3 separate regions of the Mus musculus genome follow, and regions 2 and 3 are each linked to region 1. Evidence: chromatin loops called from intact Hi-C (ENCODE). Cell type or tissue: gastrocnemius. All regions are shown on one strand.

What was found. A loop is a pair of places that touch in the nucleus more often than their neighbours do. Peaks named below come from ENCODE experiments on the same cell type or tissue, not always from the same donor. Only the 100,000 strongest peaks of a DNase experiment are listed, where the experiment ranks them.
Region 2: it touches region 1 in a loop (4-fold over the local background); 6 of 42 quality-filtered maps call a loop at or near these places.
Region 3: a loop joins it to region 1, with 5 times the contacts of the local background. A loop is called at or near these places in 16 of 42 quality-filtered maps.

The regions. Positions count from the first base shown.
Region 1 is chr14:54,839,024-54,847,023 of GRCm38, forward strand. It overlaps Rnf212b (ring finger protein 212B), which reads left to right. Exons shown (of 15, transcript NM_001370899.1): 6 at 202-262; 7 at 1,244-1,272; 8 at 2,860-2,906; 9 at 3,116-3,158; 10 at 3,326-3,386; 11 at 3,764-3,812. Among named protein-coding and RNA genes, the nearest start is that of Homez, 21 kb to the right of the region's middle. In gastrocnemius, a CTCF peak has its summit at 4,575 (motif pointing right); no DNase peak of the experiment used is centred here; H3K4me3 peaks cover 985 bases; H3K27ac peaks cover 769 bases.
Region 2 is chr14:55,076,076-55,084,075 of GRCm38, forward strand. All of the region lies in intron 1 of Zfhx2 (zinc finger homeobox 2), which reads right to left. Among named protein-coding and RNA genes, the nearest start is that of Zfhx2, 12 kb to the right of the region's middle. In gastrocnemius, a CTCF peak has its summit at 3,386 (motif pointing left); DNase peaks (open chromatin) are centred at 324, 1,067, 1,897, 2,616 and 4 more places; H3K4me3 peaks cover 728 bases; H3K27ac peaks cover 464 bases.
Region 3 is chr14:54,936,558-54,944,557 of GRCm38, forward strand. It overlaps Cmtm5 (CKLF-like MARVEL transmembrane domain containing 5), which reads left to right. Exons shown (of 5, transcript NM_026066.2): 1 at 1-226; 2 at 1,338-1,490; 3 at 2,025-2,117; 4 at 2,295-2,379; 5 at 2,476-2,720. The coding sequence starts at 101. The coding sequence ends at 2,489. It overlaps Myh6 (myosin, heavy polypeptide 6, cardiac muscle, alpha), which reads right to left. Exons shown (of 39, transcript NM_001164171.1): 36 at 7,721-7,996; 37 at 6,591-6,686; 38 at 5,796-5,930; 39 at 5,364-5,444. The coding sequence ends at 5,424. Among named protein-coding and RNA genes, the nearest start is that of Cmtm5, 4.1 kb to the left of the region's middle. In gastrocnemius, a CTCF peak has its summit at 3,033 (motif pointing left); a DNase peak (open chromatin) is centred at 3,019; H3K4me3 peaks cover 396 bases; H3K27ac peaks cover 470 bases.

The sequences.
Region 1 (8,000 bases):
AGTCATACCAAATACCTGCTTATTTTGTTCACTTGTTTTTACCATCAAACCCTGCCATTTTCTCCCTGAGTCACCAGATCCTTGATGAAAGCTCCTTGTATAGCTGCAAAAACCTCTCAGTAAGCAGTAACTAAGATGTTGATAATAGTAATAATTTTTATCATAGTGACCTGGACCTGATTGTTTCCATCTTTTGCCTAGAGAGCTATCAGCCTTAAGAAAGGAGAATGGAGAACTGAAGAAAATTCTAGACATCCTAAAGGTGAATGAAATAGATTTTATTTTATTTTTTACATGTTTTGGTTTTGGTTTCTAGAGATCAAATTCCAGGTCTTTCACATGCTCGATAAATGACCAGTTACTGAGCCACATCCCCAGTGTTCTCACTGTGTAGTCCAGGCTGGCTTCAGACTCAGAATCCTCTGTCCCAGTCTCCTGTGGTCCAGGACTACCACCCTATCACCATCCCCAGTTGAAGGAGACTCTTCATTATTATTTTACTTGCTACCTTGTCCCTTTCTAGATGGCTACATAGAACAGTGCTTCCCAGAAGGATATAGAAGACTTTGGAGGGTTGAAAGCATCAATAGTTAGCACATTTTGACCATTCTGAGATGTCAGCGAGTCGTGCTATTACTGATGAGAATCCCTCATTAAGAAATGTATTTCACCTTAACATTTCTTTTGAAGAAGTCCAGAATACCTCAAGATCTTTTCCTTGTTTGTTTGTTTGAGATTGAGTCTAGAATACCCTCAGCTTTGAACTCTTTTTTTCAAGGCCTGTTTAATATTATTGCTGGTGTATGTATGTGTGTAAGATGTATGATGTGTATGTGATGTGTGCATGAGTGCAGTTGTCTGTCAGAGGGTACCTTTAAGGAAGCAGTTTCTCTTTCCACGGTAGGAATGAGAGATCAATGCAGTCAGGTCTAGCAGGCGTTTTTCCCAACTGAGCCCTCTTACTGAGCTGGCTAGCCTGGACTCCTGAGTTTCTTGCCTCCCTTCCTCAGTACTGAGACTACATGTATGTGCTGTATGCCTAGCTCCCCGGTATGAGTTTACAAAAAGAAACGAAATTTTTATTCTCTCAAAGCTAATAATTTTCTAAGGAAACAGTTTTTTGTCCTTCTGTTGGCAGCCTTAGCTAAGGGAGTTTGCAGGTAAATTATCTAACAAATCAGTCTAAAATGTACTAATTAGAACCCTTAATTATAGCTTCCCTTACTTCATTTTCCACCTACAGGGATCTCCAAGCTGCTACTATGGAAGCAGGTGGGTTTCTAACACACTAGCCCTCTATCTTGAAATCTTCTGATTTGTTCTCCAAAACATTTCCAGTTTTATAATTGTATATAAGTATATGATGATATGCCACATGTGTACTGTATGTAATGAACAATTTATGATATCTGGCATTTCTCTCTTCTTAACCCTTAGCCATTTTCTTCTGTTGGGAAGCTTTTGGCTAGTTTTTCTTGATTCCTAGTTGTGTGACTCCATGATGGATAAAATGGTTAATGAATTGATCATTTACTTTCCTGAGTCTCTGACAGAAGTGAAATATTTTTGTCTTATTTTTTGTGGTACTGGGGGCTAGGGTCTTGCAAGTACTTTGCCACTGAGCTAGTGTACTCAAGAGCACCCCCTATTTTATGGAGAGGGGACTCTCACTATGTAGCCCTAGCCATCCTGGAACTTATGGAGATCTGGAGTGCTGGGATTAAAGGTACATACCACCATGGCTCCTCACCCCACCCTTCCAGTCCTCTTTTTACTAAACAGCCTCACAAAGTTACCTAGTTTGGTTTTGAACTAGTGATCTTGACTCAGCGTCCTAAGTAACTAGAATTACATGTGCCACCATGCTCAGCTCTGAAGTGAAATATTGATTGTAATGCCCACCCTTGATTATTGTCTTATACATTTCTACTAATCCTTCAAGAATCCAACATATATTACTTTCTCCATAATGACTTTATCAAATGGAGTTGGAATTTGTTCATTCAATAAATATTCATTCAGCAATACTACTAAGTACTGTGACTGTGCACAACAGCAGACAGACAGTCTGTGCCCTACCAACTACTAAATATTTTTAATGGTGAATGTATTAAAAAGACATAGCACTCCTGAAGTTACAGAGGTTACTATCAGTATTTCAATTTTTTTATTTTTATATATGCATTATAATACACAACCATTGTTGTGCTTGGATTTGCTTGGTTTTTCCTTTGTGGTCCTGGCAAGTCAAATCTCAAGGCTTACTAAGGAAGCACTCTACCACTGGATGGTATCTATCCAGGCCTGAGTCTTACCTTCTCTCTTAGTAGCCTGTGAATCACTCATAGCTAATTGTTTTAGTCTTAAGGTATAGAACATAGATATGTTTGTTGAATGGCTAGCTAGCTGGCTGGATGAATGGATGAATGGATGGATGAATGAATGAATGAATGAATGAATGAGTAGATGTAAAGTTGAGAAATTTGGTAAGATGCTAGTGTAAGAAGGAAGAAAGAAAAGACTCCAGAATTAGTCTATGAGAAAGTAGAGGAAGGTTCCACTGGGGAAATGGAGAGTAAAGGGGCCTCACAAGGTCCCTTGACTTCTGAATGCTGTGGCAATGGCTTTACTGCAGTGGAGGAAGTACTCTATGCTTAGAGGAGAAGCTGCTGTTCCATTCTTTCTTTCTTTTCTAGACATAGATGCTCAGAAATGAACTGGGGTCCCTGCTCTAACCACTCAGCCTTTTCTCCAGCTTCAAAGCTACTGTTTTTATAATCAATGACTGATTGACTCTCTAGTGTGACCTCTAATTCTGATCCATGCGATCAAAGCTGCCTTCTTTTTGTTTTCTTGTAGGTTAACCACACCTCGACCCGTGGGTATTACTTCCCCATCACAGTCAGGTGAAAAACAAAAACTAATTCTTTCCAGATATCTGTGTGAGACGAGTAAATATCTTTTCCTCATATGGAAGTTGTTTTTTTCCTCAGAGACTATAACATGATTTTGCTAACTTTACATGATATAGCCAGATAACCGCTCAAAGCAAATTAGCCAGATGAGGCAGAGTATATACTAACGGCAATTTTCCCTACACTTTGTGCTCTTTCAGTTGCTCCACGACCCAGTTCCCACCATAGCAGCCAAGTAGTCAGGTGAGTAGAAAGCCTATTATTGAACATTGTAACTGTTAACAAAGTTGGAAGATGAATGAGGTGGCTCGAAGTGGAACTGAAGAGAATTACTGCCAAGTCAATGTAACACCCATTTTTGTGTTTGTTTTTGTTTTGTTTGCATTCTTGTTTTGTCTCATTTTATGTAGTCGCTCTTCTTCTATGGAGTCCATCCCTTACACAGTGGCTGGCATGGGTCACGTGGAACAGGTAAGTAATGATCATATTATTTTTCTATATTAAGGTTTCTAATGCTTACTAAAAGCAAGGCTGTAATTCAATAATCTTACATTTATATTGGTTTTGGCACATCTTTTCATGCCATATGGAGCCTATTTTGGATACTCAATATTAGAAAATGACACAGAATTAACAGTGGTGACTGTAGTGTAAGTGTTCAAGAATTGAATGCACAGTATCTGCCACAGGCATTTTTGAAGTAAAAGAGCATAGGTCCCTCTTAAGACCAATTCACACAATGTGAGAGAATAATACATGTGTGAATGAATTGTTACTGAGAAACAATGGGGAGCTGGGAATATAGAAAACCAGGGTAGAGTCATTAATGGTCATTATTTTTCTGTCAGGGAAGCAGAGGTCTGCACGTAAGGAGCACTCCTGGAGACTCTTACACTGGTGAGAGAGGGTAGGGGAAGTATCTGAAGTCTGTATGTTCTGCCAGATACCAGAAATTTCTAGTGTCCTATGCATAATATAATGCTGTTTTAATTTTTTCCTGAAAAGAAAATGATTCCAGGTAGTCAACCATGGATTACAGTTTTTCAAGTAATGTTTTTTGTTTTTTGTTTTTTCTGAAACAGGGAGGGAGAAAATAAAAAGTTGACGATAGCCATTGAAAACCTGATCAAAGGCATGGCTCAGTGGGTAACAGCCTTCTAATCCAAGTCTGGTTCCCCCAACAAACAGAAAGATGGAGAGATGGCTCAGTGGTTAAGAGCACTGGCTGTTCTTCCAGAGGATCCAGATTCAATTCCCAGCACCCACATGGCAGCTCACAACTGTCTGTAACTCCTGTTCCAGGGCAACCAACATCTTCACACAGACATACATGCAGGCAAAAAGACCAATGCCCATAAAATAAAAATAAATAAATAATTTTTAAAAAGATGGAAGGAGAGAAACAACTAAAAAGTTTTCTGGTCTTCACATGTGTACCATAGCACAACAGTCTCTCAGTCTCCCTCTCCCTCTCTCCCTCTCCCTCCCCCACTCCCCCTCCCCCTCCCCCTCCCCCATCCTTCTACCTCTCTACCTCTCTCTGTCTCTATCTTTCTCTACCTCTACTTAAAAAAAAACAAAAACAAAAACAAAAAAACCCAAAAACCTCTGATCAGAATAACTTAAGCAGTTTGAATTTTCAAAATTGCCACAAGATGGCAGTAGAAATTAAGTCTAAAAGGAAAGCTAACAAACTGAATGTCTTCTGTACGATGTGATTTATTTCTGCTTTCCTGCACCATGACACACATGTGAAGGTCAGGAAAAACTGTGGAGTCACTTCTCTCCGTCCACGTTTGTGTGGGTTCCAGGGATCAAACTCAGGCCATTCGGTTTGAGCAAGTGCTTTACTACTCAGCCATCTCACTAGCACATAAAGTAGCAGCTTATAACCTGAAAGGTGTTTGCTTGTTTTCTTACTCTGCATTAAAGGTAAAACATGGGCTTTGTTTGTAGTAACAATGTTTTTAAAGTCTTGTTTTGTCTGTTACTAGTGCAGCCACTAGGGTTTTCTTGTTTGCTTTCTTCATGGAAGGCCCTGTGTATAATGGGCTGGGGATTGAATCTGGGGACTCAAGCATACTCCCACTGAGATAAATTCACAGTCTTTTTCTTCTTTCCTTCCTCCCTTCTCTCTTTCCTTGCTTGCTTTCTGCTTTCCTTCATTTTTTTCTTCTTTTCAATCAGTGCTGGAGATCAAATGCATACTCAGCAAATGTCTACCACTGTGCTCTATTCCCAGCTTGTTTTGATTTTATGTAAATTTTTCTTCTAACTTAGTATGTGTACACATGACTGCATACCAAACCATGGCATCTATGTGGACGTAAGAAGACAACTTTGTGGAGCTGGTTCTCTTCCTCCCTTAGGTGGTTTCTAGGGGTTGGATCTGGGTCTCCAGCTTACGTAGCATTAGCTCTGATTTTCTGCTTTTTAATTGGAAACTTTAACACATTTATAATTGCTCTAATTGCTAATAAGAAAAAACTGCCATTTTGCTATTTCTTTTATAAATGTCATCATTTTGTTGTTAATTCCTTTATTACTGCCTTCCTTTGTGTTAAGTTGATTGTTTTCTAGTGTAGCACTTTAGATCTCATTATGTCCTTTACCATATTCAAAACTGTTTTGAGATTACAGCTAACATAATTTATAAAAACCTGGTTTAAGTTAGTACCACATTTAACATCAATACTTACCAAAATGTCATAGTTTTGTTAAATTATATACTCAGCAACACAAATTTTAAGTTACTGCATTATACAATTGTCTTTTAAATCTGATGGGGAGAAGCTACCAAGAAAAATGCACTTAAACTGTCTTTTGTTGTATTTACCTATATAATTACCTTTTCTGCATTTGAGTTACTAATTAGTGTCCTTTCATTTCAGCCTGAAAGACTCCATTTAGTATTTCTTATAAGGCAAGTTTGAGAGTGATAAGTTCACTGTCTAAATTTTTGTTTATATAGGAATATTTTAATTCCTCCTTCAGTTTTGAAAGATCGTATTATTGGATATAAGTTTCCTTCTGGTTGATAATCTTTGGGAACTTGGAGTGTTCTCTAGTCCCTGGTGTGTCTGATGAGAAAGTCAACGCTAATCTTGCTGAGTATTATTTGTGATGAGTGACTTCTCTCTTGCTACTTTTAAGACTCTTTGCCAGGGAGAGGGCACGTGGCCCAGCTGGTAGAATGCATAGGTGACATAAAGCCATGACTTGATCACCAGTAAAGTGGATTTTTGTCTTTTATGTAGTCCAGAGGTTAACTTTGGATATCTTCCTCAATTACTACCCGCCTCACTTTAAAACATGATTATTAGCTGGGTATGCTAGCACACACCTTTAATCCCAGCACTTTGAGGCAGAGGCAGGTTGATTTCTGAGTTCCAGGCCAGCCTGATCTACATAGAATTCCAGGATAACCAAAGATACATAGAAAGACTCTGTCTCAACACCTGCCCCCAAGGAAAATGTTTTAATTACGTTTACTAATTTATTTAGTGTGTATATGTATGTGGGTACAAATGAGCCACAGTGTCCGTGTAGAAGTCAAAGGACAACTTTTTTTTTTTTAAAGATTTACTTATTTATTATATGTAAGTACACTGTGGCTGTCTTCAGACACTCCAGAAGAGGGAGTCAGATCTTGTTACAGATGGCTGTGAGCCACCATGTGGTTGCTGGGATTTGAACTCTGGACCTTCGGAAGAACAGTCGGGTGCTCTTACCCACTGAGCCATCTCACCAGCCCCCAAAGGACAACTTTTGAGAACTGGTTCTCTCCTTCTACCATGTGGGTTCTGGGGATTTGACTCCAATCATCAGAGTTGGTACCAAGTGCTTTACCCATTGAGCCATCTTACCAGCCCAGTCACCTTAATTCCTTCCTTCCTTCCTTCCTTCCTTCCTTCCTTCCTTCCTTCCTTCCTTCCTTCCTTCCTTCCTTTTCTTCCCCTCTCTCTTTCTTTCTTCCTCCTCCTTTTTTTTTTTTTTGAAACAGGGTTTTACTATGTATCCTGGAACATACTCTATAGACCAGACTGGCCTCAAACTCCAAAGATCCACCTGCCTCTGCCTCCCCAGCACTGTGATCAAAGTATTCACTACCATGCCCAAATTTTTAAAAATTTATTTGATAATTTCCTACTTATGAAAATACTTGTGTATCTTGATCATACATATGTATCTACCCTCAATCACCTCACTCCTTCCTCCCACTTTCATGTTCTTTTTAAAAATACATATAACCAAGCTGATGAGATGACTCAGCAGATAAGAGCACTGACTGCTCTTCCAAAGGTCCTGAGTTCAAATCCCAGCAACCACATGGTGGCTCACAAACACCCATAATGAGATCTGATGCCCTCTTCTGGTATTTCTGAAGAGAGCTACAGTGTATTTATGTATAATAATAAATCTTTAAAAAATACATATAATCCACTGGGTCCAATTAGCCCTGCCAATATGAACATAGGCAACCTACCTGCCATATCCCCAAAGAAAAATAATGCCCCTTCAATTGCCAAGAACTCCTCAGCTGGGATGACGTTTCCTAGTCCTTCCCACTCCCTGTCCATAGTGGAGTTGTTTACAGGTATCATCCTGTTCAGGTAACCATTGCTGTTGGAAGTTGATAAATGCAACACAACAGCATGTCCTCCCCACTCTCAGGGTCTTAGATTTTTTCATTCCATCTTCCTTAGTGTTTCCTGAACCTTGTGCAGCTCCATTTTAATTTGTTAGACAAGGTCTCTCATTTAAGCTTGCCATTTCTGCTAGACTGCCTGGTTCAAAATCCTAGGGATCCAACTATCTCTCGTCCCCTCCAGTGACAGGGTTACAAGCTCACACTACAATGCCATGCCTGGGATGGGTCCTGGGGTTCCAAACCCAGGTCCTCAAGTTTACATAGCAAGCCCTTTACTAGCTGAGCCATCCCTCCTCCCCTACCTCCACAGTACTAGTTCTTTCTTGTATAATTTTCTTTCTTGATTGGATAAAGCACTATTCTCATCCTTTCTTTTAGCATGTTAATATAAGGGAGGAGTGGGGCAGAAGGGACTCTAGTGCTAGAGCACACAT
Region 2 (8,000 bases), 240 kb after region 1:
ACACACGTGGAGACCAGAGAACAACTTGTGGGGGTCAGTTCTCTCCTTTTACCATGTGGGTCCCGGGGATGGAGCTTAGGTTGTCATGGCTTGGCAGCAAGCACCTTATCACTGTGCCATCTTGTTAACCCTCATAATTGTCTCTAAACATGCAGCCCATATTACAGTCTACTTAAAAGCCCAGTAGTGCTTTCTCATCACATGCAATAAAATCGAGACTCCTTTCCCTGATCTGCAAAGGCCTGTAGCTCCCAGAACGTCTGCTTTTTTCTCCCAGTTTTAACCCACTGGCAGCTAGCCAGCCTTCCCGCCTCTGTCTTTCTGCCCACAACACCCTTTCGCTCTTTTTCTTGGTCCTTCCTGTCTCTCACACAAGCCAACTTCATCCCTTGGTCCTTGCCCAAGTGTTCAGCCTGCTGGGGAATCCCTGACATTCCCGTCACCCCCCAGACCACCTGCTCAGACTTCTCACTGGCTAGTGAAAGATTTTTTTTCTGGCTAATTCTTCTAAGAGAGCCTGTCTGTTTTCTTAGCTCTCTACGATTACACAGACATTCCAGTTCACACATAACCCAGGCTATAGCCTTAAGTTCAGCTAGTTGAGAGTAACCCTGAATCCTCCTGCCTCTACTCTCCAAGGTATGTGCTGTCATGCTAATGAATGAGTCCTGGGGAAGATCCCCAGGTCCAGCCCCTCCGCAAAGTCTTTTTGCTTTTCTTGGCACGAACCTTTCTCCACTGTATTCCAGATCCAGACTAGTAGGGACGTGCCAAGTTTAAGGAAGTTCTTTGGCTAGTTGGAAGACAGTAGCTCGCTCCTTTGTAGCCCTCTCTACTCTCCAAATTGAAGATACAAATATTAGTAACAAGTCCTAGTAATAATGGTACTAGCAGCTGTTCAAGTATTTATAGCGTGGTCTTGGCACCAGCTAAAGGACTTATCAGGGTCTCACTGCATTGCACAGCATTCTCAAAGGTTACTGATAGTAACTGGGCTCCAAAATGGGGGAACAGCTTAGCACACAGTAGGGCTGCTTAGCATGCAAGCAGTCCTGGGCTCAGTTCCCAGCTCTGCATCAGTTGGGGGCTGGGGGTAGGTTCATGCTTGTAATTCCAGTACTCGGGCAGTAGAGGCAGGAGGATCAGAAGTCCTGCCTACACAGCAAGTTCAAGACTAGCCTAGGATACATGAGACCCTGTAGAGTTAGAGGGGGTTAGGAGCGGGGAGGGAGGTTGGTTTGTGTGTGGGAGGAGCTGTCAGGCCTTCTTCAAAATTATCAGTTCCCCATGAATCCATCTAACTCCTCTTTCTCTCTGAATCAACAACAATCTCTAATGATAAACTGTCTAACATTCAGGCCACACTGGTTCAGAGAAAGGGCGAGGGGGTGGCCTCTTACTCCTTGGGCCGTCCTTAACCCTCATCTCCAGAGTCCCAGATTTGATATGGGTCCTTGGTCCAGGAGCCTGGTTGCTTTCCCACTTCCCTCTTCCCTCCTGCCCCTGGGAATCCAGCTTGGCCTGAGTCAGAACCTTCAAGAACCTTGAGGGGCAGAACTAGCATGCTAATGAGATGCAAATAAGTACCTGGAAATCAAAGGAAAATGACGAATCTGGGTGGGGCTGGGGGTGGAGCCCTAGCATTGATGGAGAAAGGCATTCCTTCTGAGGATCCTTGGTGGGACAGAGGATGCTAAGTTTGTTGGTTTGTGAGGGTTCAGTCATTTCCACAGGCTGGGCCCCACTAGATAGGGAGAGCTGAGGGTTGACATGGTGGGCCCTTTAACTCACCTGCCGGGGCAGCAGACGAGCCCCGCTTACAAGCATTCAGCTCCCTCTTGGCTCTCCACTCACAGTGCTACATCACAGCTCAGAGGCAGCCTGAATAGGACCCGACCCTGGAGTAACTCCCAGATTCCCGCTCTCTCTAAAGCTTAATTCTCCTACTAGAAAAGGACTGCTGGGTTGCTAAGTAGAAACCAAAGGGGCTCAGCTTTTGGCCAGCTTGTGGGTGAGACCCGTAACACAGCCGGGTAGGTCAGCTGGTGGCTTATTTAAAATTGCAAATCTCTTCCCTACCTCCCAGCCTATCCCTCCTCTTCAGGAGAGAATTTCCATTGCAAATTTATCTCTCCCCTACCTATTTCCCTCGTCCCTTTCTCCGAAGTTTCTCCCACCGCGCACTAGCGATTAGACTTTTGTGGCCAGGGTGTTCCCCACTTTTAATCCTTCTGCCTCCCGCTTCTGACTTCCCCCTCTGAAGCTCTAAGCCCCCTTTTTGTTTTGCCCTTCTTGCCTTGAACTGTTGATGGCACGAAAGCCTCTAAAAAATCGGGGCTCATCTACCTGCTATCCCTAGCCAAGATTCTCAGTCACCCCTGTCCCACAGCCATTTCTTCCTGTGGTTCCCAGCATTTCTTAAGAGCAGCTCTCCCGTGGGCCTGGTCTCACAGGAGGGTAGAGGCAGAAGGCAGCCGCCACAGACCATGACATTACAGCTCAGAAGGAATTGGAGCGAAGGCGGCTGGTGTTCTGGAGGTGGGGGACAGTAGAGGAAAGGGCTGGGCCTCCGCAGAGCAGGCAGTGGCAGCCGTGTGATTAGAGCGGAGATTGATGTGAAGGGGCGCCACAGACCGCAGAGCGAGTCAATAAAACCGGAGGATCGCATTAGAGGCGACAGGGAGAGCTTTAAATTACAAGGCTGCTGCCACCACGGGGAATGGAAGGAGGGAGCCCTGGAGCCTAGGGAGGGCGGAGAGTTCTGAGGGTGCAGTCGCCCCGAAAGATGGATGGATCGACAGCTCTAAAGCGGCCCTCAGTCCTGGGAGCTCCCTCGTGGCCTTCCATTCTTCCCTCCCGTCCCAGCTCCTCACTAGGGTGAGGTGGAGAGGAAGGGATAAGGCAAGGCTGTGGAGAAACAGGCTTTTCGTTCTGGGAACTGTCTCCTTCCCCCTTCCGCCAGGTTTTCCTGTCTGCCTGTTACTCAAGAGAGGGAAGCCTGGGAGTGCTTTCAAGGCTCGACAGGAACTGCTGTCCCGCAAACAGAAGGCAGTCATAATTACTGACCTGAAGAGTAAGGCATATATGTACACACACACACACACACACACATATATCAGGAGGCAGAAACTGAAAGGCTTGAATTTGAGGTTCAGCATACAAGTGGAAGATCTTTAAGGTAGTCTTTGAGACCCTGTAGGATGGGAAACTGACAGACAACTAGAGAAGTCCTGGAGCCAGGGGGCAAGGGCAGAGCATGGAAATGGAGTTAGAGGCGCCACAGAATTTGAAGCCACGGTGGCCCAGGGTGTTTCCCTCCAAGCCCCACCTGGATCAGATTAGGAGAAGCACCACTGCCCCCTGCTGGTCACAGAGGGAACACCACCAAGCCCCAGCTCTGCAAACCGAATAAACAAAACCTGCCCCCCTCCATTTCCTCAGGCCCAGTGAAGGGCAAAAGATTTTGTGGCAACAGCTTGGGCACCAAGACTCTACCAGCCCTGAGCTTTACATCTTCAAGTGTAAGAGACCAAAGTCATGCTGGCCCGGGCCCTCACCAGCACTCAACCTTGCTTATCCAGACTACTTCCTCACGTGGAAACCTGGGAGTAATGGGGTGAGGGCCATAAGGGCAATCAATATACAGAGTGCATGGCCTGGGTGTCAGTGAGGGCCATGCTCTACCCCCTGCTTGGCCATCCCCTCCCTCGGGGCAGAGCACAGTGTTTGGAAGGAGGCTGGCATTCCTCCTGCTCCGCCTCTCAATGGGGCCAGGTTCACACCTAGTCCTCCCACCATTTACTGCTTTGCTTGGCGATTATCCCTCTTTGCCCCTCCTCTAAAGCCCAGGCTGGCAGTAGATTACCCATGATCCTCCTGCCTCAGCTGATAGGTCGAGATTCCCTAGGAGGTTGGCAGAACTCAAGCCTTACTTACTTGGCCTTGGTTTATTGTTCTGCTGCTGGCGATTGAACCGGGGGTCTTGCATATGCTGGACGAGGCTTTACCTCTGAGCTCCTCACTCAGCTCTTGGCTGCTGGGTCTGGAGACACTCATCACCTCAGAGCAAAAGGAGGATGTTTCCCCGGCTCACACGCAGGCTAGGGAAGCAGCTAATACTGAGCCCAAACTGGTATGGCCTCCCCCTGCAGCATTTACATTCCCTTTGGATCTGGAGTCACAGGCAGTTGTGAATCACTAGACATGGGTGCTGGGAACTGGGACCTCACAAGAGCAGTAAGTGATCTCAACGGGCCGGGCAATCCCAGCACTTGGGAGGCAGAGGCAGGTGGATGTCTGAGTTCGAGGCCAACCTGGTCTACAAAGTGAGTTCCAGGACAGCCAAGGCTACACAGAGAAACCCTGTCTCGAAAAACCAAAAAAAAAAAAAAAAAAAAGTGATCTCAATGGCTGAGCCATTTCCCCCGCCCCCCTTTTCCCCTTTGAGACTCGGTCTCATAATGTAGCCCTGGTAAGTCTAGAACTCTCTCTGAAGACCAGGTTTGTCTTTGAACTCAAAGTGATCCTCCTGCCTCTGCAGCCCTAGTACTGGAATTAAAGGTGTGTGCTACCATATCCAAACAGTCCTTTGATCTTATTTTTTTTTTTAAGAAAATATCGATCTTCTAAAAATAATTTTTATTTACTCTGTGTGTGTATGCAGCACACAGGCACTCATTGTGGGTCAACAGGCTTGGGCACAGGTCCTGTGCCTTTATGGACCGAACCATACTACTTTCTGGTCCCTCTAGTGCTTTGAGATGGGATCTGACGAAGCTGCTTAGGATGGCCTTGAACTCTGGAGCCCAAGCAAACCAAAACACCTGTGCTACACCCACTTTAGCCTTCCAAGTGTCGAAGATGACAGGCCGGTGCCATTAGGCCCAGATTCCCTTACATTTAAAATAATAATAATAGTAATAATAATAATTCTCTCTCTCTCTCTCTCTCTCTCACACACACACACACACACACACAATCTTACCTTGAGTTTAAAAGGAAAATTGCAATGCACTATCCCAGAGTCCATTTTGATTCTACCTCTCCTACTGACCTCTCTCCATCCTCATGAATATTTAGGAAGTGCTTACTTTGTGTAAGATTAATTTTGTGAGCACTGAGGAAAGTGAAATAAGCAAGCAGAAGAAATGCCACAGAGGACAAAGAGAGAGACAGTTAAGGCTGGGAAAGAAGGGGCCCAGGAGTGAGGAGGAGCCGGCAATGGATCGTGATTTGCATATGTAAATACTACAGTCTTGCAGGCTGGGTGGTTCGACGTCCCTAGAGAGAGGAAGACTACCAGGAGGCTATTTTATTCCTTGCAAGATGCTTAAGGTGGACTTGAGGGGACCCGGTAGGTTGTGAGGAGAAAAAGGGAAGACTCAGAGAAAGATGGAGGTGGGTGGTAAGGAGCTGGGTGAAGCCACACACACTAATATGCGTATGGGTTTCTAGGCATGTTCACTGCTAGCAGAGGTGGGTGTCCATCACTGAGTTCAAGGACAAACCTGGTCTTCAGAGTTTTAGACTTATCAGGGCTACATGATGAGACCAGAGCATCCTGCCCAGGCATTTTGTTTGATGACTAGACATTAGATGTCCGAGGGTGGTAGCATAAGACTGCTTTGGTTAAATAGGAGTGTTTAACCATTTTAAAAAACTACTTATTATATATATGTGTGTGAGGTTGCTCGAGGGAGCCAGAAAAGGGGACATCAGACTCCCCCCCGGGAGTGGGAGATCTAGGCAGTTGTAAGCTGCCCAATGCAGGTACCAGGAACTGAACTCTGGAAGAACAGCAACTGCTGGGCTTGAACCCCTGTGAGACTTAGAGCTTAGAGCAGCCTGTGTTCCACGAGCCTCAGGCTTGGATGGTTGCGTGAAGGCAGCTCAGAACCTTTCTTTTGTAGGAGCACTTGGAAGTGAAGGGGCAGAGGCTGATCTGCCTTAAATCTGGACTCACCATCTTATTTGATCTAGGCACAGGCTATCCCCGGAGGATTCTCTGAATTTGGAGGACTACCACAGTAAGGTCTGTTAAGTGTCCCTGGTTCTCCAATTTGATGTGAGCTTCTATGATGTAATGATGTCATTTTAATACTATTGTAGCAGCCTTGCCTATGATCCCAGCTACTGGGAGACTGAGACAGGAGGATTATAAGCTTGAGAATGTCTGGGCTACAGACTGTGGGGCCCTGTCTTAAAATAACAAGTGCCAAGCGGTATATGCATGTAATCCCAGCACTCCAGAGTTGGAAACAGAAGGGCCGGGAGTTCAAAGCCAACCTTGGCTATACAGAGTTACAAAGGGATCTGGCTTACAGCTCAGTAGTAAAAACATTTGCCTAGCATGTGTGAAGCCCTGGATTAACCCCAAATACTACTAAACAGACAAACAAACATGAATAAATAAATCATATTAGAACAACTATTGCAGTTTGAACATCTCTATTCTAAAAATTCAAAGTATAGGCTAAATGTATACCGTAGTGGAGTGTTTGCCTCATATGCACAAGGCCTTGGGTTAATATTCAGCACTGAAAGACATAAACAGATTAAACCCTCCTGGGCTTGGTGGCTCATGCTTATAACCCCAGCATTCAGGAGGAGCAGGATAGCCGTGAGCTGGGGACACCCTGAGTTTGATAGTGAGGTTAAGCTAGCCTGGGCTACAGAGTAGTAGGACCTGTCTCAAACAAAGAAATAGGAACCCAAAAGGGAAAGTCCAAAATGTTTTAAAATTAATTTTGAGCAGCAATATGATCCTTGTACTTTATACACCCTATCTATGTTTACAAATCATAGACATAAATAACACAGGTACACTCAAATATTGTAGGAAACTTGCCATTTCCCTAGGGGGCTGTGGAGATGGCAAAATGGTTAAGAACACTTGCTATCCTTCCAGAGGGTCCCAGCATCCACATGGCTGCTACAATCCTCTGTAACTAGCTCCAGGGAACCCAACACACGGATCCCATACATGGACACAGAGGCAGATGAACCCCAATGAGTTTAAGGATAGCCTGGTTTACGCAAACCAGGGTTACATAAGTGAGACCTGTCTTGAAAAACAAAACAAACTTCCAAAACTTAAAAAAAAAAAAAAAACAAAAAAAAAACCCCAAATCCCCTGACTACAATGTTAGGTAACTAGATAGGCATGAGCAGGTGAGCAGGCCTGGGGGCTTCTGACGATGGACTCCATCTCCCATTCCCTTATGGAAGGGTGGAGGGAGCACTTTGTTAAGGGCCACACAGAGGAAAGCTAATTCTCCCTGGTTAGAGGAATGGAATCTGAGTTCTTCTCTGGCCCGTGGTGGAGAGGAAACATTCTGGTTTGCTTTAAATACTAGGACACCACATGCAACTGCCCTCTCCCTTTACAGTTAATCCAACCTAGCCAGACAGTCGCTTAGCCAGGATGCCCCTCCCTTAACCAGGATACCTCTGATTCGCCTGAAGACAAGTGAAGGAAATGGAGAGAGAACTTTCCCTTTAAGGAGACTCCTTAGGTCTCATAAGCCTCTCTATTGTGCAGTTGTTGCACAGGTTCATGGTTCATCCGACTGTGTTCCTGAGTTCTGGCTCAAAAGTCTAACTTTCTTTTCTCCTTCCAGTCTTTTCTTGGGTACTTGCCAGGATGCTAAGCAGGCTTGCTCTAGCTCTCCCCGCTCTCTGGCTGATTTCTCTGAAGTCTTCTAACATCTGCGGCTCCCTGCAGACCTATGGCTGATCTATGTAACTCAAAATGCACAATTTTCTTTCTTTCCTGTCTTTCTCTTAAAGCTACTCGAATTCCAATTTGCCTGTCTTGTTATTTTCTCATATTTTAATAAAACGGCCCTCAAGCTTCCTTTAAGGCCATTACAAAATTTTTTCTTTCTTCCCCAAAGACAGAATCTTACTGTGTAGCGTTGGCTGACCTGGAACTCCAAATGCAGATCAGGCTGGTCTTGAACTCCTGGAGATCCAGTCTGCTTCTGCCTCCTGATGGCTGG
Region 3 (8,000 bases), 98 kb after region 1:
TTCAGGCTCCTGTCTGCTTCTCTAACCAGATTTCTGTTTCCCTTCCTGGGCTGCTGGGAATCTGGTGAGGGAGAGTCTGTGTCCCGTGAGCCTCACAGAGATGTTCAGTGCTTGGGATCGCCGGGAACGGCCCCCAGAGGAAGGAGCAGCTGCAGGGCTCCAGGGCTTCGGAGTGGACAAGACCTTCCTGTCTTCCCTCAAAGGCATCCTGCTGGAAACTGAGCTGGTAACAGCTGCCTTCCCCAACCTCGTGCCCCCACCTCTCCCATCCCAGCCCCCTGGCATGACTCTGGGCTGGCCTCCTGTGCTCACCATTTTCCACCCCCCTTCTCAGGTTTTCTGTCGTTCCACTCACAGGCTTTACCTCCTGCAACTCCCAGCTTTCCGGCCGCTTCTCTATCTGGAGGCAGTCTTAGCATGCATCATTCACCGCAAGACGGAAGTTAGATGGAAAGATAGCTTTCGAGGATACTGAGGGAGTGAGCTGGGGTGAGGGTGGGAAGAGGAAGAGGAAGCACAGGAAGAAGGCCAGTCTGTTTCCCTCCAGCTTCTAGGAAGGCTACTTCTTTTTTTTTTTTTTTTTTTTTTTTTTTTTTTTTTTCCATTTTTTATTAGGTATTTCGCTCATTTACATTTGCAATGCTATACCAAAAGTCCCCCATAGCCACCCACCCCCTCTCCCCTACCCACCCACTCCCCTTTTATGGCCCTGGCGTTCCCCTGTACTGGGGCATATAAAGTTTGCGTGTCCAATGGGCCGGAAGGCTACTTCTTGACATGTCTAAGTTTAAGTATCCAAGAGGGCAGATCTCCGGCAGCCACACTTTATCTGTCAGTAGTGGCCCATTGCCATCTAGTCTCAGGCTTGCCCTGGTTACTGAGCAAGATCACAGTGCTCACCCAGGCTGTCGTTCCTATCTGCCGGTCTATAAGTTAGCAAGATCCTGCCTTCTAAGCCTCTCTCAGCATGGAATCTGCTCTTGGCATCTGACTTTTAGCCATCAGGAATAGGGAAAGCTTTGTAGGGCAGAGGTACTGTGGGCTGGTGTGTACCTTGTGTTCTGTGTCCCCCGGGGACTTCCCTGGGGCTCTGCGGATACCAAACTGATGGAGTTGCTGAGATTCCTGGGATAGCAGGAGTGGGAGGATGGAGATGCCCTTGATGGTCCCTGACACTAGGGATGAGTCACTTCTGTGTCTTCACTGAGAACTCTTCCTTCTCAGTGAGGCTGGGGTAGAAGTACCAGCTGAGAAGAGGAGCCCCCTAACCACAGGCAAACCATGGCCTGGCCTACGCATGTGTCTCCTCAGAAAGCTCCCCGTACTTGGTCCTGCAGGCCCTGACCTTCATCATCTTCATTTGCTTCACGGCCTCCATCTCTGCCTACATGGCTGCAGCGTTGCTAGAGTTCCTCATCACACTGGCCTTCCTCTTCCTCTGCGCCACGCAGTACTACCAGCGCTTCGATAGGCTCAACTGGCCTTGTCTGGTGAGGAACGTTGCCTCTCCCACCCCCATCCTGGTCTCTTCCTTCTCCTTGTTTGCCCAATTTTCCTATAGCCCTGTGACTCCCCTTCATTTCTACAACTGAGCTGTGCTTTGACTCGCGTTGTGTCCTGTGCTCAGACGTGAATTTTTGACACCCATGAGTGTGCCCTTGTCAAGGGGGATTGTCAAGGAGTATGTACAGACCTTAGACCTGTCCTCCCACACATAAAAGGCCTAGCTCAGTCCCGCTCCATGTGGTCTGTTTCCTGGTCTCCCCTCTGCCTCCTGGTTGATCTAGATTTATCTGCTTCCATCCTCTCTGGGTAAGGTTCTGAGCTCACTTCCTTGGAAATATTTGACATGTCCGGAGGCATCCTTGGGCAGGAATTCAGTCTCCGAGGAGCAGACAGGAAAATAGGCAGGAATTCAGTCTCTGAGGGCCAGATAGGGAAAGCTGACTAGTTTGGAAGATCTCCAGGTAATGATCCCTTCCAGCATCCTCCGAACCATCTTCCCCCTGCCTCTGGCTCCCCAGGACTTCCTCCGGTGTCTCAGCGCCATCGTCATCTTCCTGGTGGTCTCCTTTGCTGCTGTGACCTCGAGGGAGGGAGCTGCCATTGCTGCTTTTGTGAGTTCATTCCTACAGCACTCTCCAGCACCCAGGACTTGAGGCTGGCATTGGCACATTTCTGGTGCCTAAAACAAATCGTATGCCCGCTCATACATCATTCTGTCACTTCTGGTCCCCATTCTCCCTCTCCTAGTCTGATGGCCTCTGCTGCCCCACCCCCATCCCTCTCCATAGGTTTTTGGCATCATCCTGGTCTCCGTCTTTGCCTATGATGCATTCAAGATCTACCGAACTGAGCTGATGCCCAGTACCACTGAGGGTGAGTTGTCTGTGCCCTGAGAGAGGAGATGTCCCTACCTCTTGTCCCAGATACCACAGGCATACATGGTTTCCCTGCCTTGCTGCCTCTCCACAGGGGACCAGCAGTGATTCCAGGGTTACCTGGCTCCCACGACCAGACACAAGGAACCGTGGAGCCCATCTTTGTCATCTTTGAATTCACCGAACCCCAAGTACCCACCATCTATATTCCACGTTTTCAGAGATGTGCGCTTGAGAAGTCCCAGGCACCTGTGGGAACTGGTGAAGTTCTGGAGGCTGGGGCAGGTTGTTGCTGGGCCTCCAAGTTACTCCCAAATTAAAAAAAAAAAAATCAAATCCTAGTGGTGGGTCTTCTTCCTTATACAGACTAGGAAGCCAAAGAGTTATTCATGGGAGCGTGCTTTAGAGAGCCAAGATCCCTCTGTGGGGTGAGGTGGGGCGGCTTAGATAGAGGAAACTGAAACTTTTGCACCTCAGCCCGACACATCAGAGGAATGTGAGATTACCAAAATGCTATATGCCAGGCTGTTCGGGAGTGAGATGTCTAGGCCTTCCTGATCTACCAAGCAACAGTCTAACACACCTGTTAGACACCGGCTACAGCCCTTTTCTGGGGTTTGTGTAGAGCTCCCCCTTGTGGTATGGGGAGGGCTGGGCAGCAGACCATAGTGGAGAGGAGTGCCAAAGGTCTTAGGAGAAATTCCTAAAATACCAGCACCTGAAAGAAAAGTCCTTAGGTGTGAGCTGGTCACGTGCCCTCATTCTACGGGAAAGAAACCTGGGGCTTAACTGTGGGGGAAGTGGCCTCCTGGAGGCAAAGCTGGCTCCAGAACATCTTGACCTTGGAACAGTACTGTCTTGATCCTTTTTTGAGTCCTTTTGAAGCTCTGAAAACAAGGGGCCCATCCCTTTGCCAGTGTGCCCCCTTCCTAGCTTGCCACATTCTCAGAACACGTTTGCTGAGTGTTTCCTGTCTGCAGAGCCTATGCTCAGGACCGGAGATTTAGAGGTGACGGTTGGGCCTGAAAGGGCAAATCGACTTGGAAAGGAGTTTGAGACAGAAAGGGCCTGGTCCCTGATAGTCTACCTCCCCACCTGGCTGGAGGGACCCACCATGGTTCATCTGTGTGGCTCCGTTCCAGCTGACTTCTTGCCCCCTCTCTTTAATGCTTTACTCTTCTGAAATGCCTTTCCTCCTTCCAATGAGCCTTTCTGTCGCGGGCTCTGGCTGCGAGCTCTGACTGTCCCCCAGATCTTGAACTTGGGGGAATGTGACATGCTTTCCTGTGATGACTATACTTCTCTTAGTTGATTTTCCTGCCTTCTGTTTCCTCTCTTCCTATCGTTGTGTTCTGTTACACCATCGGGCCTGGCAGTCATTCCAGGGAAGGAGCCTACTGGACTTTGGGTTTCTCTGGATTCTGTTCATGGTTCTCCGGCTTCCTGCATAGTCTATGCTTGAGTCTAGATGATTGACTGCCCTTGGTCAGGAGGATGGAGGTAGGGTGGGCAGAGTCTCAGAGGAGAGATGGAAAGGCTGGGCTGGGGAAGTGGGGAGAAGATTGTAGGTTTTAAAGGGTAGAAAAGGGTCTGGAAAACCTTGTCCAAATGCCCAGAGGACGGCAAGGTTTGCTTTCCAGCCAGAGATCTCAGCTCCATCCCTGAGCACCTGTGTGTCTAGTCCTCCAAGGGGAGAGAGACAGAGAGAGAGAGAGACAGAGAGAGACAGACAGATAGAGACAGAGACAGACAGAGACAGACATAGAGAAAGACACAGAGAGAGAGAGAGACAGATATAGAGAAAGACACACAGAGACAGAGAGACAGAAACAGAGAGAGACAGACATAGAGAAAGATACAGAGATAGAGAGAGACATACACAGAGACATAGAGAGACAGACAGAGACAGACATTGAGAAAGACACACAGAGAGGCAGAGAGACAGAGAGAAAGACACAGACAGATAGACAGACATAGAGAGACACACACAGAAACACACAGAGAGGCACACAGATAGACAGATAGACAGAGAGACAGACACAGAGAGACATAGACACACACACAGACACACATACAGACACACACATACACACACACACACACACACACACACAGAGAGAGAGAGAGGAAAGAGAGAGTTGGACTTGTGCCTAGCTGTGGGTCTGTCCATGCACCTATGTATGTCCATGTGAAGGATACAAAATGAAGACTGTCCCCATTTGGTCCATACCCCATATTGCTTTGGGCTTGGCATCATCTGGTCCCTGAGTCCTGGAATGTCCTCATGGTGAGGCCAGACTCACAGAGCTAGGGCAGATGTTGGGGTGGGAAGATGTACCCTGTGGGCTCCATCTAAGGAGCTGGGTCGAGTGTGGTCTCAGCTGTTTCCTGGGTGTCCCACAGCAGTTTCCTGTGCATCCATCCCCAGCAGTGCAGAGACTCTTTGGGTACCAGTGGAAAGATCATCTTGGAGAGAACACATGGCCCGGGGCAACTTTAATTTCTGCCAGCTAAGAGGACGAGCTGGGGAAGGTTGGCTTCCAGCTCGTCAGCAAACTTCCATCCCCCTGGATCTGACTTGGCTCGCTTTCAGTGCCTCTGTTCTTTGGACTCATTGAGGGGTTGTTGTTTTCTTGTCTTTGAGGTGAGCTCTCACGCTACCCAGGCTGGCTTTAAACTTGCCTTCTAGCTGAGCCTGCCTCTTGCCTCCACCTCCCATCTGAGGCTTGGCCATCCCTCACACCTGGATTTGTTTCCCCCACGTTTGGAAAGTTTCCCTTTCTATACTTGCACAACGACCAAGTGGAGCTGGGGCTGTAGCTGTGCTGCCTGAGGCAAGACACCTCACTTCTCTCTCGGCTTCCACAGACCATGGGGTGCTTCAGATCTTACAGCTCTGACAGTCCCTGCTGTGGCCACCCTCCTCCTGGACCACCAAAATTCCCACCCCAGAGAGACGCTTGGTAGGAAGGACAGGGTGCAGGCAGAGTCGAACGTTTATGTTTATTGTGGATTGGCCACAGCGAGGGTCTGCTGGAGAGGTTATTCCTCGTCGTGCATCTTCTGCTGAGAAAGGAGTAAGAGATGTGAGGTCAGTGGGTACGATGGCCTGGGGAGGAATTTCTAGGGATTTCAGTGGCTCTAATAAAATGCCCTTGGGAAGGGAGGGGTTGAACCTCAGCAGTCTTGAAGTCTCATGATATCAGTGCTTGTAGTTTAGAACACAGATCTGGGGCCCACTTCAAGTGGGAGAGTGGACTCTCAGGTTACAGGTGTCTGTGGGACCCTTCGGTTGTATGTATGCCTATTCTATGTCTAAATGCACATGGGATACACACGTAGCTGTTCAGAGCATCATGCTTGCAGGGGCATCCTGATGAGCGCGTGACTAGCAGTTCCAAGGGAGGAACTCACCTTGGCACCAATGTCCCGGCTCTTGGCCCGCAGCTTGTTGACCTGGGACTCGGCGATGTCCGCCCTCTCCTCCGCCTCATCCAGCTCGTGCTGCACCTTGCGGAACTTGGACAGGTTGGTGTTGGCCTGCTCCTCCTATGAGCCGGTAAAGGGGGTAAAGGGGAGGGGAGACTCGGGTGAGGAGAACTCTGGGATGGGCTCTCAGGTTCTCCTGGTCCATGTCCCTCAGCCACTCCTCACTCAGTTTCTGCAACAGCCTTCCCAGGGATGTCCTGTTTGGCACTCTCCTCAAACGTGCTCAGTGTTCAAGACCCGTCATCGCTACCCACTGCCCGGAATGAACCTGTGCTGCCCTGCGTGCTCTGAGAATCCACATCCACTGCATCTATTCCAGTTGTGCCTCAGACAGATGCCTGCAGACTTGGGGGTTTTCTGCACATCTGGGCTCATCCACACCACACCCACATGTTCCTGTCCACCCAAGTGTCTTCTTTTACCCTGGGTTCCTATCCAGGCTCAACGCCAACTCTTGGCCCCTTGCTGTCCTGCATCTCAATGCTCTTCCTTAGTCTTATGGTATATGGACTGTAATTAACTAGTGGACAGATGTAGGGCAGGAACAGCACTGATCTTTGGACCTTAGGGTGCTAGATACAATTCTGATCATACTTGAAGAATAAATGTCTGAGCTGATGGTTGGAGCAGACTCTGGTCTCAGCCCCACTGTGGCAAATGCTCACTGGTTCTCACTAGCAGGTGTGCGGATAAAAGACGGAGACGAAACTCTGAACTCACCGCCTCCTCAGCCTGGCGCTTGTAGGCCTTCACCTTCAACTGTAGCTTGTCCACCAGGTCCTGCAGCCGCATTAAGTTCTTCTTGTCTTCCTCTGTCTGAAGGTGGGTGGGAGGGATGGAGGAGCCAGTTTTGGGGAGAGAAGCAATTGTGGTTATCAGTCCCTCCTCCCTTACTCTATTCCTCTCGCCAGGCCTCAGAGGCCTCACCCTCCGGTGGCTCAGGTCAAGGGGTCGTAGGACGAAAGGATTTTTCAGTTAGAGAATCACAAATTAATGAGTGTCTGGGTGCTGGAAATGAGGGGAGGTTCTCAGAGCCACTGGGAACTTCAATTTATTTATTTATTTGTTTATTTTTATTTGCATTGGTGTTTTGCCTGCATGTATGTCTGTGTGAGGGTGTCTGACTCTGGGATCACAGACAGTTGTGAGCTGCCATGTGGGTGCTGGGAATTGAACCCGGGTTCACTGAAAGAGCCGTGAGTGCTCTTAATCACTGAGCCATTTCTTCAAACTCCCTGCCACTCCCAGGAACCTCTTACTATGGTCATATGGAGACAGAGGGTCTGCCTGGTAAATAGAGTTTCCCTTGCAGTAACGTGGGCAATTTCAGCCAGTGGTTCAAAGTGATCATAAGAGGAATAGTACAGAAAGCTGGTGTTATCACCATCTAGATTATTCTATCTAACATAGCCCAATATTCTGGCACCTTCTCCTGAGCCAGAATTTGGGCAGCAGGGTCTGTGGCTCCAGTGCCCCTTGGTCATTCCTGTCTCCATGTCATTTAATGTTCTAAGATACCATTGCCCCTTAGTCCACAATAGATCTGCAATCTCTACCATGTGCCTCTTGTACACCCTCTTAGGTGGACCAATGCACCAATCCCCTTAGGCTTCTCCTCCCAGACACTGAAAATAGCCAATCTCCACTATACAGATGGCATTCTCAGACACTCTGTGATGGTGCCCTAAGGCCTAGGTGTCCCATCAGAGAAACTGCAGCTAGCATCGAAAGGTACTGGTGTGAAGTGGTGCCTGGCATTAGTGAGTGATGGCACAGCACACCAGAGCCCTGTTTGCGCCCACAGGTGGGCTTGTAAAGCCATTGCTCCATCCTGATCAGCCCTGCCCAACCTGGTAGGTGAGCTCCTTGATGCGCCGCTCGCTCTTCCTCATGCCCTTCACCGACTCTGCATTGCGCTTCTGCTCAGCCTCCAGCTCATTCTCCAGCTCCCGGACCCGGGCCTCCAGCTTCTGCAGCTGCTTCTTGCCGCCCTTGAGGGCGATCTGCTCTGCCTCGTCCAGACGGTGCTGCAAGTCCTTGATGGTCTGCTCCATGTTCTTCTTCATGCGCTCCAGGTGGGCGCTGGTGTCCTGCTCCTTCTTCAGCTCCTCAGCCATCATTGCGGCCTGT